Linked DNA regions of Homo sapiens: all the other regions are linked to region 4. A link is a contact called in ENCODE Hi-C or POLR2A ChIA-PET data. All regions are on one chromosome and are shown on one strand. The core of a region is the stretch at or near the end of the contact, and the rest is flanking DNA. Distances in the headings are between cores, read along the strand shown. Region 1 holds the start of MPHOSPH6 (M-phase phosphoprotein 6). Region 2 overlaps LOC105369213 (a long non-coding RNA gene). Region 3 holds the start of ATMIN (ATM interactor). Region 4 holds the start of NUDT7 (nudix hydrolase 7).

Evidence for each region. Hi-C counts contacts between places; a loop is a spot of excess contacts on that map. ChIA-PET counts read pairs that join two places held with the same protein, here RNA polymerase II (POLR2A). Pooled maps may share reads with other maps.
Region 1: a loop to region 4 is called in a map of B cell, with 30 times the contacts of the local background. The contact joins the promoter of MPHOSPH6 here to the promoter of NUDT7 in region 4. A Hi-C loop is called at or near these places in 2 of 168 maps with a recorded cell type or tissue (B cell and naive thymus-derived CD4-positive, alpha-beta T cell), 1 of 37 single-sample maps with no recorded cell type and 7 of 50 pooled maps.
Region 2: a map of CD8-positive, alpha-beta T cell shows a loop between it and region 4 (31-fold over the local background). The contact joins the enhancer-like site here to the promoter of NUDT7 in region 4. A Hi-C loop is called at or near these places in 2 of 168 maps with a recorded cell type or tissue (CD4-positive, alpha-beta T cell and CD8-positive, alpha-beta T cell) and 7 of 50 pooled maps.
Region 3: a map of CD4-positive, alpha-beta T cell shows a loop between it and region 4 (7-fold over the local background). The contact joins the promoter of ATMIN here to the promoter of NUDT7 in region 4. A Hi-C loop is called at or near these places in 1 of 168 maps with a recorded cell type or tissue (CD4-positive, alpha-beta T cell) and 5 of 50 pooled maps. POLR2A ChIA-PET finds 5 or more read pairs at or near these places in 1 of 52 experiments (BJ).

The regions. Positions count from the first base shown.
Region 1 is chr16:82,168,295-82,171,818 of GRCh38, reverse strand. MPHOSPH6 (M-phase phosphoprotein 6) reads left to right here and starts at 1,595. Exons shown (of 5, transcript NM_005792.2): 1 at 1,595-1,694. The coding sequence starts at 1,644. RefSeq lists a silencer at 1,460-1,619, a cis regulatory region at 1,666 and an enhancer at 1,594-1,738.
Region 2 is chr16:81,744,270-81,747,627 of GRCh38, reverse strand. All of the region lies in intron 2 of LOC105369213 (a long non-coding RNA gene), which reads right to left. It also overlaps a transcript of PLCG2 not described here. Among named protein-coding and RNA genes, the nearest start is that of PLCG2, 33 kb to the left of the region's middle. RefSeq lists a silencer at 302-494 and enhancers at 1,118-1,567, 1,457-2,076. Within about 2 kb of position 1,292, at least 13 of the 41 ENCODE cell types and tissues checked have a DNase peak (open chromatin) inside an H3K27ac peak, as active enhancers do; they include CD8-positive, alpha-beta T cell, where a contact is called at or near this core.
Region 3 is chr16:81,034,327-81,037,498 of GRCh38, reverse strand. ATMIN (ATM interactor) reads right to left here and starts at 1,657. Exons shown (of 4, transcript NM_015251.3): 1 at 1,293-1,657. The coding sequence starts at 1,628. CENPN-AS1 (CENPN antisense RNA 1) reads left to right here. Exons shown (of 4, transcript XR_007065134.1): 1 at 1-762; 2 at 2,573-2,744. RefSeq lists silencers at 988-1,337, 1,548-1,837.
Region 4 is chr16:77,720,593-77,723,763 of GRCh38, reverse strand. NUDT7 (nudix hydrolase 7) reads right to left here and starts at 1,250. Exons shown (of 4, transcript NM_001105663.3): 1 at 1,147-1,250. The coding sequence starts at 1,181. RefSeq lists a silencer at 1,275-1,404 and an enhancer at 1,118-1,412.

The sequences.
Region 1 (3,524 bases), core at 346-2,845, 4.4 Mb before region 4:
GTAACCCTAAGCGTTACTCTGTCACATCACTGTTTTCTCTCTTTCATAGCAGTCGCCACTTACTTACGTCCAGAATATCAGCTTCAGGAAAGGTGGGGATATGTGTTTTTACACGCTATTATACCCCCGGCATCTCACACACAGTCACAAGTGAATGAGATTCTGTAGCCACTTGGTACATTACAATGATTTTATTTACCCCTGGGAAAACCTAAAGGGCTTTTAACATCCAAATCGGTGTTTGAATTTCAGCTCTAACATGGATTAGCTGTGTGAACACCAAGTGCGTTACCCACTCTGTGTCTCAGAATCCTTAACAACACGATGACAATACCTTCTTTCCGGTTCTTATGGGGATTAAGTGAACTAATTAGCCCTAAGGTGACCAGGTCAACAATCTGACGTAGAACTCATGGTATCAGCCGAGATGCTATTAGCTTGAGGGTGTTCCAAAGCGTCGGACCTGGGAATGGTTTTCGAAAACGTGTTTAGGTGGTACCCAGAGCATTAAACACCAGGGTAGGAACGCTACCCTATTTTCAGTGGTTTTTTAAATTCTTTTTTGTTTTGTTGTTTTGTTTTTGAGACAAAGCCTCACTCTGTAGCCCAGACTGGAGTCCAGTGGCGGGATGTCAGCTCACTGCAGCCTCGACGTCCCGGGTTCCAGTGATTCTCCAGCCTCAGCCTCCCAAGTAGTGGAGACCACAGATCCGTGCCACCACACCCAGCTATTTTTGTTGTATCTTTTGTACATTTTTTGTATATTTTGTATATATTTTTTGTATGTATATTTTGTATATTTTTTGTGTATATATATATATATATATATATATATTTTTTTTTTTTTTTTTTTTTTTTTTTTTTTTGTAGAGGTGGGGTCTCCCTATGTTGCCCCTCGCTATGGTCTTTTCAATTCTTTGGATCAAAACCAGGCTTTGTTCTCATTCATGTGTCTTTGGCACCCATCCCTGCCTCCATCCCTTGCCATTTCTTGAGATTCTTCTGTTTAGCAGAGATCACTCGGCCAGACACGCATCGGCAGCAGCCTGGGAATGAAGCCAGCCTGCCTGGGGCGGCCCCCGCCGCGCTCCCCCGGGACTCCGGGCTGCTGTGAGGAAAGCAGCAACTCGTGGGGTCCTGGTGAAGAGAAAACGACCTGGACCCTGCAAAGCGACCCAGAACAAAGGGAGCCCGCCACCCACGTTATGAAGACAAAACACGTGGGTAACACGGCCCAGGCGGGTGGCAGGCGTGGCGGAAACCTCTCTGAGGCTGGCGAGGACTACTGAGTGTGGAGGGGGTCCCTGAGGAAGGGAGTCCCCGAGGGAGGATGGGCCTCCGAGGGGGCCAGGCCGACGTCCCGGGAAGGCGACCCGCGGCTCGGGGAAGCCAAGTTCTGGGTCGTCCTCTGACTTCGGCTTTTTTGCGGTCTGCCGCGCTCATCCCCGCGCCCGCCACCCCGCGAGCTTACCCGAGCCTCTCAGTCAGCAGAGCGCCCGCTGAGTGGCCGCGCCCGCGCGCAAGACACAGGGGAGGGGCGGGGCGGGGCGGCGCGCACTACGCGAGGGACGCAGCTGCGCACGCGGCTCCGCGCATGTGCGGTGAGGCTCGCGGCCGGAGTGCGGCGCTGGGCGGAAGCTACCATGGCGGCCGAGCGAAAGACAAGGTTGTCCAAGAATCTACTGCGCATGAAGGTGCGGGGACGCTGAGAGCGCCACTCCGGGCGGTAGGGGCACCCGGTCCTTCCAACCTGGCCGGGGCCGAGGCGGCGGGCGGACAAGGGACACCAGAGAGGCCTCAGAGGGCTTCCAGCTCTCGTGCTCATTCATTCACTTAGCGCCTGCTCTGCACTGTTTACTGGGAACCAGCTTACGAATTAGGCCGACTCTCTCAGGAGGCCCGCGGGCGGATGGGAGCTTGAGTACACAGAAGCAGTCAGGGTACAGCTTACCCAGTGCAGTGAGGGTAGAAGCGCTGGGGACCTTGGGGACTCACCGAGCTTCTCGAGAAGTTGTTGCTTACTTATATATGCAATAAATATGATATATGGGAAGTGTAACTCCTTAGCTGGGTAATTTAGGTAAATTCACTTCTTTCTCTGAATATCTCTTTTCCTCATCTTTAAAAAGAAGAGCATTAGGCTACATGAGTTCAAGCTCCTTTTTAATTTTGATAATACTTCTTTTAGTAGAGTTCTTCAGAGAAACAGAATCAACAAGATGTATATGTGTATATATGTGTATGGAGAGAGGGGGTATTTTTAAAACTGGATCACACGACTGTGGAGATGCAAGTCTAAAATCTGCAGGGTGGGCCAGTAGGCTGGAGACCCAGAGAAGTACTCAGTCCAAGTCCAAAGACAGTCTGCTGGCAGAACTCCCTCTTCTTCCAGGGAGAAGAGGGTGAGTCTCGCAGGGTAGTCTCTAGGTTACTGGGAGGGTGGAAGGCACAGCGTCCTAAACTAGGAGAAACTGAGTTCAGAAGTCTGAGAGGCAAGAAAGAAAAAGAAAACCATGGAAATTTCCAAGAATTAGAGACAATTCAGTATGTCTGGAAGGCAAGTACTAAGAAATGGGGTTGCAGAGTAGGCAATGGTCACAACGTGCAGGGAATTTGAGGCCAGATTAAAGATATTTTCCTTTATTTTGTGAGCAATGGAAAGCTATTGAAACGGGGAACAGTATCAAGAAAATGGCAAATATTTATAGTACTAGACAATGATTGAAGTGGTTTGCGTATATTAACCTATGCAATTCACATAATGACACTTTGAGGTGACTACAGGCAGTAACTCTCTTCTTACAGCTAAGGCAACTGAAACAGAAATAAGTAATTTACCCAAAGTTACACAGCTAATAAGTAGTGTAGACAGGACGGGAATTCAGGCAGTCTGGCTCCAGAACCCTGGCTCTTTATTACTACTCTGTACTCTGTGATGCCTGTCACTAAGCACTACTTCTAGAGAGTAGCAAACTGTTACATGTCATGTTTAAAGAGGTGGAATTTCCAAAAGAGGGAAGGAAGCATTCATAATGTTTTGAAAGATAGGCCATTCGCAGTGGCTCATGCCTGTAGTCCCAGCACTTTGAGAGGCTGAGGTAGACAAATCGCTTAAGCCCAGGTGTTTGAGACCATCCTGGGCAACATGGTGAAACCCCATCTCTACAAAAAATACAAAATATTAGCCAGGCCTAGTGGCACGCACCTTTAGTCCCAGCTACTTGGGAGGCTGAGGTGGGAGGATCACTTGAGCTTGGGAGATCAAGGCTGCAGTGAGCTGAGATGGCGCCACTGCACTCCAGCCTTGGTGACACAGGGAGACCCTGTCTCAAAAAAAAAAAAAAAAGAGAGAGAGTAAACATTATATGGGCAAGATTTGAATGGAGTTGAGCTAGGATGGAGTTAGGGATGAATGGGTGAATGAGGGTGGAGGACAAATTGCAGCATAACTTAGAGTTTGTCAAGCACTTTCATGCATATTAGCAAAATTTGAATCTTTACTGAACAGAGTTTGATTTTATGGT
Region 2 (3,358 bases), core at 43-2,542, 4.0 Mb before region 4:
TGATGTAACTCATCCTCTATCCACAGATGTGTAGATGACTTCCAATCATTTATTTAAAAAACAATACTACCATTAATAATATTATTATTATTTCAGACAGAGTCTTCCTCTGTCGCCCAGGCTGGAGTGCAGGGGCACAATCTCACCTCACTGCAACCTCCACCTCCCGGGTTCAAGGAATTCTTGTGCCTCAGTGTCCCGTGTAGCTGGGACTACAGGCACCCACCATCACGCCAGGCTAGTTTCTGTATTTTTAGTAAAGATGGGGTTTCAACATGTTGGCCAGGCTGGTCTCAAACACCTAACCTCAAGTGATCTGCCCGCCTCAGCCTCCCAAAGTGCTGGGCTTACAGGTGTGAGCCACCGCGCCCAGTCCCATTAATATTCTTAAACTTTTGTCATTTTGAAAATCTTGGAGTATGTCTGCAGGAGAAATTCCTAGAGGGGGAATCACTGAAGCTGCACATATATGCCTTTGTAATTTTGAAAGCTATTGCCAAATTACTCTTTATAGAGGATAAACCCATTAATACTATCGCTAGTACTGTTTGAGAATGCTTGACCCAGAAGCTTGTCATATGCTTTTAACTTTCATCTCACTGTGTCCTGGCTAGCAAGGTGGTTGGTGTACCTTTGCTGAATCCCTTTATGTGACAAGATTTCCTTAAGTTTTTGCCTATGAATTTTGGCTGGAATTTAATGAAATTACAACTCCCAAAATATGACAAAGTCCCCCGTGCTCTCCTGGAGCAGAATTCATACTCCTGGTTACAAAGCACATCTGTTTGCTTTGTAGGCTCCACTGGTTCCAAGAGAAGAGGGCAATGAAGGTGTGTCAGGCACTGTACCAGTTACCTGATTGACGTTATCAAGCCTGAGAAGTGGGAATTATTAATATGCCCACTTTACAGATGCTTGGGAGGTTAAACTGCCTGTTTACTCAAGTTCGACGGAGAAATAATCAATGCAGACATGAATGGCATCACAGAAGTGTATATTGCTCTTATTCTCTGCCTCCTTGGGTGTTAGGGTTGGAGATTGACAAAACGAAATCCTACACTTAAATTCAAAATCCAAAAGTTGTTCATCCCCTCCCGGCGCTGGGGTGAGAGCCCCGCGGTTCCCACCCCTGGCTCTTGGACTACGTGAAAACGACCCTCCCCAGAAGGCACCACTGTGGGTGCTCACTCTGCCCCAGCGGCCGTTTCGACTACATTTCCCAGAATGCAGTGCGTTCACCGCTGCGGCCATGCTTCCGTTTCCGCCCCAGATGTTTTCTGGGAGTTGGGTTCTCCACCTGTGCTGGGGGCGAAAACTCAAGCACTCAAGGCACCCTGCCAGTGGCGGCGGCGGACCCCCACGTGTCACGAGTAGATGAAGTTATAAACCGGGAAGCACCGGGGAGGGCTGAAAGCGTTTCTACCTCCCTTTATCCAGCAGGCCGGCCTTGTTTGTGCCACAGTGCCCTGAGCACCCATGGGCTGGTCCTGTCTGACTTTGGGGTTAATAGAGGTTCCATTCGACTATGGCATCCTCTTGCCTATTGAGTTTTCTAGGGGCCATGAAATTCCTTCCCTGGTTCTGTGACATTATGTTGTCCCCAGAAGTGCACCCTTGTTCTTCCTCCTTTACACACTTGCTCCCTTCTAAAGAAAAAGGAAGGACGCACCTCTGAATGGGCTAGTCTCGCCCCTACAGAGAGTCAGGTCGTTCGCTGTATGACAGCCAGGAGGCTCAGGAATAACGTCTGGCCGCTGAACTCGGCCTCTGAATGGATAGCTGAAAGCAGAGGTTCCCAACTGGGACTTTGTTTAAACATACATGCCCATGCCCCTCCAGATCTGCTGAATCAGCCTGGGCCAAGCTCCCCCCTGACCCTAATGTCAGCCAAGGTCAGAACCTGAGATTTACAGGGAAAATGCGAAACATTGGCATTCTAGACCTAACCTACTTTTTCTTACAGAAGCTACCAGACTGCCCACCTTGAGAACAGTAAATCCACATAATTTATCTCTGTATCCCCAGGAGCCAACTACATGCAGCCCATAATAGGGAGCAGACTTGGGGTTGACATCCAGCTGGTAATTACCATATGGCCTGCAGTCTGTGGCCAGTGGCTATTAGTTAGTCAGGGTCCATGTTATCTCGGTTGTTAAATATGTTGAATGCAACCCTGAGTTATAGTCGTTGTTTGGATGAAACTGAGCAAAATTCAACTTGGGAAAGGCAGAGGATGGTCAAACATGAAGATTTTCAGTGACTACCCTAAGGGATATTGCAACTTACAGAAAAGAGAGGTTCCTGTGGCCACAGGTCATCCAAGAAGGCTTCCGGCAACTCTCCTTACCTCTCATGGGTCAGCACTAGGTCATATGCCCTTCCCGGCCAATCAGTGGGAGGGAGGCTAGGAATGCCACCACTGGCTTAGACCGATTAAGATTGAATCTTGGGCTGGGTTACCCAACACAACCTTTTCTAGTTCAGCCCTGCAGTGACCTGGATGCAAAACCCAGCCCCGTTGCTGGAGGTCATTTACAACCAGCACTTAATCATCTTATATTCTTTGCTGAATGTTTATGGAATCAACAGGAAAAAGGTTCCACTGCATAACATTATTTTTAAAGTCCAGGGTTGGAGTTAAGATGAGACACTTTGAATCCAGAAAAACCAACCCTTCTTCCTTTCCCCTTCCTTCCTGCAGCATCCAGCCTGTTGGCCCCCTTTTTCACCTCTCCAGATGCCCTAAAAAATTCCAATTCCTGGGCTGGGAGCAGTAGCTCATGTCTGTAATCCCAGCACTTTGGGAGGCTGAGGCGGAAGAATTGTTTGAGTCCAGGAGTTCAAGATCAGCCTGGGCAACATAGTGAGACTTTGCCTGTAAAAAAAAAATTAGCTGGGTATGGTGACCCATGCCTGTAGACCCAGCTACTCAAGAGGCTGAGGTAGGAGATCACTTGAGCCCAGGAGGTCAAGGCTGCAGAGAGCCATGGTCTGGGTGACAGAGCACGACTATCTTAAAAAAAACAAACTTGCCTCCTTATCATCCCCACCAGCTTCACCATCATGACTGCTATTTATGGAGTGCCAAAAGATTTGGAATTTTTTTGGTTACAAGTGAGAAGAAAAGTCACCTCAATCTGTTTTAATCAAAAAGGGAAGTTGGGGGACTGGGTGCGGTGGCTCACGCCTGTAATCCCAACACTTTGGGAGGGCAAGGCGGGCAGATCAAGAGGTCAGGAGATTGAGACCATCCTGGCTAATATGGTGAAACCCCGTCTCTACTAAAAATACAAAAATTAGCCAGGCTTGGTGGCGGGCACCTGTAATCCCAGCTACTTGGGAGGCTGAGGCAGAATGG
Region 3 (3,172 bases), core at 408-2,907, 3.3 Mb before region 4:
CTGCACGGTCTTCCTCAGCATACCTCAGGTACATTTCCTGACTGGCTCCCTGATCTTCAATTGAGAACGTTGTTGCATCCCGGTTTAGATGGTGGTAAGAGCAGATCACTCTTCATTGGCGACACATCTGTCCTACTAGAGACTACAACCTCAGAGTTTTCTGCTGTGAAATTCTTATCAGAAGCCTGACTATGGGCAGACAGAACATGCAATATTCTGGGTACTCTAAATTTACTCCTGATCATCAAAAGCTACATATTCGCAGAACTGCTTTCAATGACTTGCGCTTTTGAATTATGTCACTGCTGGCCTAGAGTGGTGGAAGGAAACTTGCCATTGTAATGACTGAGAGATTGTGACTTAACAGGTCCGGGGTGGGGCTGGACATCTGGATTTTTAATAAGCTTGTCACAGATGTGTCCCAAGGTTGAAAATGACTGCCCTGTTTTGCATAACGTGGAGGGTTGTTGAGACTATTGTCATGGTGTATTTACTGTGTCCCCCTCTTAAAGAAGAGCCACAGGGGCAATTTCCCTTAGGTCTCAGTCCTGAGCTGATCTTACCAACACCGTGAAACTGACTGATGGTGTTTAGAGGCAAACCTACCGCTCCTTTAAAACATTTTTTTATTCATAATCGACACACAGTAATTATTCCTACTGATGGGGTGCGGTGTGCAGCATGGATGGACATATACATTGCATAGTGATCAAGTCAGAGTGTTTAACATGTCCTCGACCTCAAACGTATTGTCTCTTGGTGGTGAGAACATTTAAAACCCTCTCTTCTAGTTATTGTGGCACATACAGTCCACTGGGCAGGACCCAAGGGCGGCATTGTGGGTGTCGTGGCAAGCACAGGGCTTTAGAACCAGAGGCCCCGGTTTAAAGCCCCGCATCATCTAGGTTGCATAATCTGTTTCTCATTAATATAATGGAGACGATGCGTCCCTCGCCAAAACGCCGTTAAGAACTCACAGGCAAAAAAGTGTAAAAAGCCTGGGCCGGCGTCCGGCACGACACTCGGGGCCAGGGAGCCAGGGAACCAGGGAACTGGCGCGTACGGCGGACCCGGGGCTCCCAGCTCCTCCTCCCCCCCAGAGGCCGCACCTGCGGCGCCTGCCGCGAGGGTTCGAGAGCCGCCTCCGGCCGGGGAGGGCAGAGGCCGGTGGGGCAGCGGCAGCGGCAGCGCGCAGGGCGCTCGTCCCCCCGAGGCCGGCTTCGCGCGCCGGCGCCGGGCGCTTTGTTGGAGCCAGGCCCGGCCCCCCGGGCCGCCGGCCGCGTCGGGCTCACCTGCAGGCGGTGGCTCTTGACTAGGTGCATGTTGAGCGCGGGGCTGTTGGGCAGGATCTTGCCGCAGCCGCGCACGGTGCACAGGATGTTGGTCCGCACGGCCCGGGACAGCTCGCTCACCGACGGCTGGATCAGCTCCCCCGCCGGCGGCGCGGGGACAGCGGGCTGCTGCGTCGCCCCCGCGGGCCGCGGCCGGCTGCCCCTCAGTCGGGGTCCCGGGGGCACCCACGGGCCCGAGGCGGCGGCGGCGGCTCCTGTCGTGGCCGCCGGGACGGCCCGGGCACCCGCCGCCAGAGCCGCGGACCCCGCCGCCGCCGCCGCCTCCGAGGCCGCCATGGCTCCCGCACGGCCGCCCGGCCCAGTTCGTAGGCCCCGCCCCCGCCGCAGCCACTTCCGGCAGGGGGCGAGGCCGCCAGGCTTGTTAGCATCCGGCGGGCCCAGGCGGCCGCGGCGCCCCCTGCCGGCCGCGGAGGGCGCGCCTTGGAGGGAGAGGACTTTAGGTGACGCCGCCAGGAGGCGAAATTTCACCTGCCAGCAGGTAAAAGGTATTGCCCCGCCTCTCTAATCGATCCATTCTTCCTAGGAAAGTGACTTCAGGCAGTAGTCACATAAAAGAAAAAGCAATACGTTGAGCAATGCGTTTACTTCCCAAAGATTAGAAACAACCCAAATGTCTAGTGGCAGGTGAGGCAGAAGTACACTGATTTCCGCCGTTGTTTATTACCTAGGCCTTACTGGGTACCAGGTGGGTCTGGTGGATGCACTTTTCATGCTGTGTCTCATTTTGTCTTCAAAACGACTGTAGCGGGTATGTACTGTAACTTGCCCCACCTTGTGCAGAGAAGGACATTTAGGCTTATATAAATTAAGTAACTTGACCTAGACCACACTATACAAATGAAAAGATTGTTATTATTGATAGGATTAATCATTTTAAGAAGGCTGGATTTGCTTGCTTCTATTTTAGCTGCTGAAATTAGGATTACTGTTTGGGAGACACTGCAGTTCAGTATACGATTACAAAACTTAATACTTAGACTGGGTAGTTCATGTAAATGGACATAGGAGGCTGGGGTAGACAAAAGGGAGGGGTGAGGACTGCAGTGAAATTGGAAACACATCCTTTATTAAAAGGGGGCAGCTGCTACTCATCTTTGGTATGGCTAGAGTTTTATGTGAAAATTTCCACCTTTTACATACTAGCAGCTATATTCGTTTTCTCTTGCTATTAATAAATTACCACAAACTTACTGCCTTAACACAAATTTATTATCTTCCAGCTCTGGAGGTCAAAAGAAATGAGACTGCTGGGCTAAGATCAAGGTGTCAGCAGGGCTGTATTCCTTCCCAAGGCTCCAGGGGAGAATCTGTTCACTTGCCTTTCCCAGCTTCTAGAGGTTGCCTACATTCCTTGGCTTGCGGACCCTTCCTCCATCTCCAGAATCAGTAACGGTGAGTTGAGTCTTCGTCACATCACATCACTCTGATTTCTTCAGTAGTGATCCCTCTGATTCTTCTATTCTTGAGGCCCCCTGTGATGACATTGGGCCCATTCAAATCATCCAGGATAATTTCTCCAACTGCCAAGTCCCTTTGCCTTGCAAGATAACTGTGATAATGTGAAGTATATATTTGGTCTTTGTCCTGGCATGCAATTCCTAAAATCCTTGGAATCAGCAAATTGGTGTTTTTTTGTATGCTAATTAGTTGACTGATGACTCACAGTCCCTAGGTAGCTTTAGGATGGGACTGGTCACTGGAAAGACCAAGGTAGGATTAGAGGCTTGAGACTTTCAGCCCTCCCCCTCAACCTCTGGGGAGGAGACAGGGGCTGAAGCTTAAGCTGATCAATCATTCCTAGGTAATGAAGCCTCCATAAA
Region 4 (3,171 bases), core at 1-2,500:
AAAAATTAGCCGGGCATCGTGGCACATGCCTGTAATCCCAGCTACTCAGAAGGTTGAGGCAGGAGAATCGCTTGAACCCAGGAGGCAGAGGCTGCAGTGAGCCGAGATTGCCTACTGCACTGTAGCCAGGGCGGCAGAGTGAGACTCTGTCTCAAAAAAAAAAAAAAAAAAGTGTATACAAATGACTTCTCTGAGTTTCATCTTCATTTGTGTCAGGCTTGAGGATATTTAAGAAGATTAAATGATGCAGTTCATATACTGTGGCTGGCACACAGCTGGTGCTCAGGGAATGGTAACCACTGTCATAAATCTCCCCATCATTAGATAAGCAGTTGTTTGCAGGAGGTATTTGCTATTTTTTGCCTCTTTCTAGGTGGCAGGGTGCTCACCAGATGTGGTTGGGTAACGGCAGTGTATTTCAAAGACCAAATGGCCTGAAAAAAATCAGTGAATGCTGGCACAGGGATTGCACAGTGCATCTGGATGCACGCAGGCCAGCCTCCAGAAAAGGAAACTGTGGGCTGGTGGCTTTTAACCACCCGGAAACCACAGAACTGACCAGACAAACCAGCCAAAGTAAAAGGCTGCAAAAACGTTATCTGTCCACTTTAGGGGCTGGCCGCTGGAATAATCACCAAGGTATCAACAGCAGTAGCAGCCACCCCGTTCTGAGCATGGTCTCAATTTTGACGTTTCTCATTTTATCCTCACAACAGCCCGGCAAGTGATCACAGGGTCACCTCCAGGCTCAGAGAGTTTACGAAACTGACAGACCCAAGGTCACAACTGAAAGTAGCCACCGGGGGACTTGAATCCGGGGCTGCCTGCTGCGGGTCTGTGCCACTGTCGGGGGTCCTGGGGTCCAACTCTGGAGACGCGGATTGCAGAACAGCCAAGCCGGCTGGGAAGGGGAGCAGCGTGTATGTAAACCATACTGGCTTAAGCCGGCTCTGTTCCTGGCCAGAGCAGTGCAAAGGTTCGGGGACCCTGCGGGTTGCTGGAGGCGAGTGCTCCCCCATCCGGCGCTCGCAGGTGGACTGGCGGGAGCTGCAAAATCAGTCCCGGCCAAAAGGCCCCGGTGGCCTCCGCTACGATCAAGGCCGGGCCTGACCAAGCTCGGGGTGCCAGGGCCCGGAAAGCCTTTACCTGACTGGCTCCTCGGGAAGACCAAGTCGTGACATTGCCCTGGGGAATGTTTGTTTCCGGGCGGACTCCTCGGAGCTGCTCGGTCGGTCGCGCTTGCGCAGAGCAGCTCTGGGCTTGGGAGCGGCCTAAAGCCAGAGAGAGGGGCGGGGCTTAGAGCACGAGGCGGGGTGGTGTCTGGGGCGGAGACAGGGGGCGGGGCGGTGCGAGATCTGGGATCGGAGGCCGGGATCGGGGCGGGGCGGGGCTTATAGCCAGAGGCGGGACTTGAGGTGGGGAGAGGCGCGGGGCGGGACTTAGGGCCGGGTGTTCCTGGTTGCTCAAAGCAGTTTCTGCCGGGCTCCTTGGGCTTCTATGGAAGCAAGAGGTATAGGAGGAGTTGTGGAATTTAGAGCTGGAAGAGTTAAAAAAAAAAAAAATACAGTGTTGGTGAGGTGATAATATTTTACACTCGCATTCGCTGTTGCTGGAAGGTTAAGGTGATTCATTCAACTTTTTGGAACTGCTGTCAGCACCTGTTCACCGACCACCTGTATGCACTGGGTGCAGATCCCACAGCTAGCGAAAAGACACGTGGAGCTCACAGTCAAATGGTAGAAACATAAATTAATCACACAGGGCTGGATGCAGTGGCATATGCTTGTAATTCCAACACTTTGGGAGGCCAAGAGGGGAGGATCACTTGAATCCAGGAGTTCGAGCCCAGCCTGGGCAACATGGCGAAACCCCATCTCTACAAAATAAAAATAAAAAATTAGCCAGGCGTGGTGGCACACACCTGTGGTCCCAGCTACTCAAGAGGCTGAGGTGGGAGGATCGCTTGAGCCCAGGAGGTCGAAGCTGCAGTGAGCCGTGATAGCACCACTGCACTCCAGCCTGACAGAGGTAGACCGTCTCAAAAATAAGAAGAAGAAGATAAGAAGTTTTTAATGCAAAAAAAAAAAAAAAAAAAAATCACACTGATAAAGCAGTGGCCTTTGGTCCTTCTAGAGCGTGTGAAGGAGAAATGTGACCCAATTAGGAGACAGAAGAGGCTTGGTAGAGGAAATAGAAGTGCAGCTCATCTTGAAAGCAGTAGTTCTCAAAGTGTGGTCCTCAGACCAGCAGAATCAGGATCACTTTGGTCCTGTTAAAAATGTGGACTCTGGGCCAGGCGCTGTGGCTCACACCTGTAATCCCAGCACTTTGGGAGGCCAAGTCGGGTGGATCACCTAAGGTCAGGAGTTTGAGACCAGCTTGGCCAACATGGTGAAACCCCATCTCTACTAAAAAAACAAAAATTAGCCAGTGGCAGGCGCCTGTAATCTCAGCTACTAGGAGGCTGAGGCAGGAGAATCGCTTGAACCTGGGAGGCGGAGTTTGCAGTGGGCCGAGATCGCGCCATTGCACTCCAGCCTGGGCAAAAAAAAGCGAAACTCTGTCTCAAAAACAAAACAAAACAAAACAACAACAACAACAACAACAAAAACCAAGAAAGAAAGAAAGGAAAGAAAGAAAAGAGAAAAGAAAAGAAAAGAAAAAAGACGAAAAGAAAAGAAAAGAAAAGAAAAGGTGGACTTTGGGGCCCATGTCACAACTGCTGAATCAGAAGCCAGGTGTCAGGCCCAGTGATCTGTGCTGTAAGGGGATTCTGATGCTCTGTGCGGGATAGAGGACATAAATGAGGAAAAAGGCAAGGGAGAGTGTTCAAGGAAGAGGGCAAAGTTTGTGCAAAGACAGCAGAAAGGGGCTGGAGAACAGTGTGTGTGAGGGAGCCTGGTGCGAGCTGAGAATCCAGGGGTCAGTGTAGGGCTGACTTCTCCCTTACAGGCACAGGACACACACAGTAATTTTAGGGACCTGTGAAAATGTTTTAATTGTAATTTCTTTTTAAATTAGAAGAAGAAAAGGTATGTAATAAAAGCAATATATAATAATGAATCCAGCTTGGATGATAGTCATTTTATGAATTCAGTCATAAAATATTCACTTTAAAATTATTTTATGGAAGAAGGGGTGCACAAAAACAAAGTAGCTAGGGCCCATGAA